Regions from separate parts of the Mus musculus genome. Here region 2 is linked to region 1. The links are chromatin loops, found by intact Hi-C in ENCODE. Cell type or tissue: heart. All regions are shown on one strand.

Region 1 (2,500 bases):
CTCGTGGAAGCATTTTCTGTTCCAGATACAGGTTATGAGTCTTGTATTGCTCTAGTCTCTGGGGTCTTTTTGCACTAGTTGTTTAGGCTGCTTGATTGACTCAGAACTTCACATTCCCATGGTGGCCTATGGCATCTGGTAGGTTGGGTTTCCCATGGTTTCCTATGTATTGGCTAGCACTGTTCAAGTGATTTGGACCATACTTGAAATGGAGGTCTGTCTTTAGCCCTCTCTGCTGAGCAGGACTAGTGCATGGGCTCAGCCACTCCCAAGAATCCTCACAGAAGTTAAGAGTAGTCCTAGATCTCAGCGGTTATGATAGGCTGGAGGTGTTGTGTGTGTGTGTGTGTGGGTGGTGGTGGTGGTGGTGGTGGTGGTGGTGGTGGTGGTGGTGGTGGTGGTGGTGAAGTGAGTTCATGGGCGCTGAGTTAACAAAGCATGTGCAGGTTTTTGTTTTGTTTTGTTTTGTTTTGTTTTAAGTAGCTATTTTGGGCTACAATGACAGGGCAACCTTATATTCCTCAGGCCACCCACAGCATGGCTACTATCCCACCTGTGTCTTTCAGGCACAGTGGCAGCCTCCCACTTGCTCTGATAGTGCTGCCCCCTTCGTCCCGCCCCGCCCTCCCCAGCCTCCCAGAGTGACAGCTAGCAGCCCTGGACAGGACTAGGCACCGCAGGACCTTCCCTGCAGCAGTTAAGGGGTAAAATGTGGCTTCACCCGGGCCCACGCGAAGTTTTCCAACAGCGGTGCAGGTGGGTCCTGCGCGAGCACGAGCTGGTGGTGCAGGTGTGTGTGTGTGTGTGTGTGTGTGTGTGTGTGTGTGTGTGTTCTCCCTACCCCTCATCCCAGTCCGCCGCACTGCACCTTATTGAAGCGCAACCCCACCCCTTAGCCCGCGTGTCCCTTTAATTCGTGCGCTCCTCAAGGTCCTCTCGTCCCTCCCTTCCCGCCGCCGTTGAGCCTCGATTTCCCTCCTCCCTTTCCCTTCGCCCTAACCCGCCTTTGCTCCGGCCCGCCCAGCCCAGGACTCAGCTGTCACTTTACTTTTGCGCGCGCACCTCACAGGTCCTCGAGCGGGCACGCGCCGGCGGGGGCGGGGCTAAATCGCGTCGCGGGCTCGCGGGCGCGACACCGCGAGGCCGACGTGGGGCTCGCGCTGTCGCGGGCTCTCAGGGCAGGCAGGGCGAGCGCGCGCTTGGGAGGGGGCGCGCGCGGACGGCGGGCGGCGGCGGCGGTGGCGGCGGCGGCGGCTCGCGGAGGCGGCGGTTTCACTCCCGGACTCGGCGTCGGAGCCGCGGCTGGAGCGCGGGCGACGCCGCGAGGTGAGTAGGTGAGGGCGGGCGGGCGTGGCCGCGGCCAGAGCCGCGGCGTGGGGCGCGCGGGGACCCCACGCGGCGAGGGCCAGCCCGGCGAGATCCCCGCCCCCGCCGCGGCCTCGGCTCGGGTGCGCGCCCGCGGCCCCGCAGGCCTCCCTGACCCTGCGCGTGTCCGCTGGGGCCCGCGCGCCCCTCCCCCGTCCCGCAGAGTGTGGCCGTCCTTCGCCCACGAGGACCTCTCCCCTCCCCTCCCGAGCCCACCGCAGCCAGGAACTAAGTCTCCGCAAAGTCCAGGATGGATGTCGCGGCGCAAAGTGCCCGGCTGTCCGGAGCTCTTCCCAAATTGCATAATTGCTACAGGAGGTGAGGGTGAGGGAGTACCCGCTGGGTGTGTGCGTGATGCCCCGGGGTGTGGGTTGTCACACTGGTCTTTTGTAATGCCCGATGCTTGGCACAGTTTGGCTCCGAAGCCAGTTTTCCTCTGGCTTCTCTGCAGCACCCACTGGCCTGATTGGAAACTGGATTACCCTTGTCCTCCCACCCCCACCCACCCCCTCTTCGCTACTAATGTTTTGATCCATTTGCCCTTTTCCAATTCTAATGAACATAAAGCCTGGCTTCTTGTGTCTCTTTTTCCACAACTAACCAGAAATGCCCCATCCATCTTCCCTAAAGGAAATTAAGGCCGCATTAGAGAGACATCATCACCCTGGGCTTGGTGGCAGCTCTTGGACTTATTTGCTGATTTGCAAGATTCTTATCCTCTAACCTTGTATTTTGTAATTTTGAGGGTCTACTTGAGTATTTCCATTTTAAAGTACAAAAGAATGTGCTAGGACTTACCTCTGATTACCTTACTGTTTTTAAGATTTTTTTAAAGCTCATCTTAGTTTTAAATCCTTGGATTTTGAAAAGCATGCTCTAGAAATGCAATCTTGGGAATCTAAATATTTGTCTTTCTTCAGGCAGTCAGGATGCTCCTGGGCGCTTGGCAGTCTTGTTTGTGGGTGATGGTGAAGATGGAGTGTTTTCATATGTCATACCTTGAGCTCTTTCCTCTAGGGCACAGCACTTCCCTCAATCAGGTGCTCCACTTTTATTTTCCAAATAAATATCTTTTCAGACACTTGGGAAGCTGGATAGCGCTACAGGTTTGGCGTATAATATAAAGTATTTTATG
Region 2 (2,500 bases), 210 kb after region 1:
AAAAAAAAAAAAAAAAAAAAAAAAAAAAAAAAAAAAAACCAATACAAGGACAGAAACCACATCCTAGAAAAAGCAAGAAAGTAATCCTTCAACAAACCTAAAAGAAGACAGCCACAAGAACAGAATGCCAACTCTAACAACAAAAATAATAGGAAGCAACAATTACTTTTCCTTAATATCTCTTAATATCAATGGACTCAATTCCCCAATAAAAAGACATAAACTAACAGACTGGCTACAGAAACAGGACCCAACATTTTGCTGCTTATAGGAAACCCATCTCAGGGAAAAAGACAGACACTACCTCAGAGTGAAAGGCTGGAAAACAATATTCCAAGCAAATGGTCTGAAGAAACAAGCTGGAGTAGCCAGCCATTCTAATATCTAATAAAATCGATTTCCAACTCAAAGTTATCAAAAAAGATAAGGAGGAGCACTTCATACTCATCAAAGGTAAAATCTCCCAAGAGGAACTCTCAATTCTGAATATCTATGCTCCAAATGAAAGGGCAGCCATATTCATTAAAGAGACTTTTGTAAAGCTCAGAGCACATATTTCACCTCACACAATAATAGTGGGAGACTTCAACACACCACTTTCATCAATGTACAGATCGTGGAAACAGAAACCAATCAGGTACACAGTGAAACTAACAGATGTTATGAAACAAATGGATTTAACAGATATCTACAGAACATTTTACCCTTAAACAAAAGAATATAACTTCTTAGCACCTCATGGTACCTTCTCCAAAATTGACCATATACTTGGTCACAAAGCAGGTCTCAACAGATAAAAAATGTTGAAGTTGTTCCATGAATTCTATCAGATCACCATGGACTAAGGCTGATCTTCAGTAACAACATAAATAATAGAAAGCCAACATTCATATGGAAACTAAAAAACACTCTTCTCAATGATACCTTGGTCAAGGAAGGAATAAAGAAATAAGAGTTTTTGGAGTTTAATGAAAATGAAGCCACAACATACCCAAACTTATGGGACACAATGAAAGCATTTCTAAGAAGAAAACTCATAGCTCTGAGTGCCTCCAAAAAGAAACTAGAGAGAGCACACACTAGCATCTTGACAACACACCTAAAAGCTCTAGGACAAAAGGAAACAAATTCACCCAAGAAGAGTAGACAGAAGGAAATAATCAAACTCAAGGGCTAAATCAACGAAGTGGAAACAGGAAGAACTATTCAAAGAATCAAGCAAACCAGGAGCTGGTTCTTTGAGAAAATCAACAAGATAGATAAACCCTTAGCCATACTCACTAGAGGGCACAGGACAGCATCCTAATTAACAAAATCAGAAATGAAAAGGGAGACATAACAACAGATCATGAAGAAATCCCAAACACCATCAGATCCTTCTACAAAAGGATATACTCAACAAAACTGGAAAACTTGGGTGAAATGGACAAATTTCTAGACAGATACCAGGGAACAAAGTTAAATAAGGATCAGGTTAATGATCTAAACAGACCTATATCCCCTAAAGAAATAAAAGCAGTCATTAATAATCTCCCAACCAAAAAAAAAACAAAAAAAAAAAGCCCAGGACCAGATGGGTTTAGTGGACAGTTCTCTCAGACCTTCAAAGAAGACCCAATTCCAACTCTTCTTAAACTATTCCACAAAATAGAAACAGAAAATACTCTACCCAATTCATTCTATGAAGCCACAATTACTCTGATACCTAAACCACAGAAAGACCCAACAAAGATAGAGAACTATGGACAAATTTTCCTTATGAATATCGATGCAAAAATACTCAATAAAATCCTCGCAATCTGAATCCAAGAACAAATCAAAACAATCATCCATCATGACCAAGTAGGCTTCATTCCAGTGATGCAGGGATGGTTTAATATACAGAAATCCATCAACGTAATCCATTATATAAAGAAACTCAAAGACAAAAAATACATGATCATCTTGTTAGATGCAGAGAAAGCATTCATGATAAAAGTCTTGGAAAGATCATTAATTCAAGGCCCATACCTAAACATGATAAAGGCAATCTAGAGCAAACCAGTAGCCAAAATAAAAGCAAATGGTGAGAAGCTTGAAGAAATCCCACTAAAATCAGAGACTAGACAAGGCTGTACACTTTCTCCCTACCTATTCAACATTGTACTTGAAGTTCTAGCCAGAGCAATTCGGCAACAAAAGGACATAAAGGGGATACAAATTGAAAGGAAGAACTCAAAATATCACTTTTTGCAGATATGATAGTATCTATAAGTGACCCTAAAAAATTACACCAGAGAACTCCTAAAGCTGATAAGCAGCTTCAGTGAAGTAGCTGGATATAAAATTAACTCAAACAAGTCAATGGCCTTTCTCTACACAAAGGATAAACAGGCTGAGAGAGAAATTAGGGAAACAACACCCTTCTCAGTAGTCACAAATAATATAAAATACTTTGGGGTGACTGTAACTAAGGAAGTGAAATATCTGTATGATAAGAACTTCAAGTCCCTGAAGAAAG

The links. Hi-C counts contacts between places; a loop is a spot of excess contacts. Peaks named below come from ENCODE experiments on the same cell type or tissue, not always from the same donor. Only the 100,000 strongest peaks of a DNase experiment are listed, where the experiment ranks them.
Region 2: a loop joins it to region 1, with 2.1 times the contacts of the local background. A loop is called at or near these places in 3 of 42 quality-filtered maps.

Annotation. Positions count from the first base shown.
Region 1 is chr14:18,892,411-18,894,910 of GRCm38, reverse strand. It overlaps Ube2e2 (ubiquitin-conjugating enzyme E2E 2), which reads left to right and starts at 1,140. Exons shown (of 6, transcript NM_144839.2): 1 at 1,140-1,326. In heart, no CTCF peak of the experiment used is centred here; a DNase peak (open chromatin) is centred at 1,110; H3K4me3 peaks cover 1,842 bases; H3K27ac peaks cover 1,529 bases.
Region 2 is chr14:18,683,571-18,686,070 of GRCm38, reverse strand. The region is part of intron 3 of Ube2e2 (ubiquitin-conjugating enzyme E2E 2); the gene reads left to right. Among named protein-coding and RNA genes, the nearest start is that of Gm22499, 130 kb to the left of the region's middle. In heart, no CTCF peak of the experiment used is centred here; no DNase peak of the experiment used is centred here.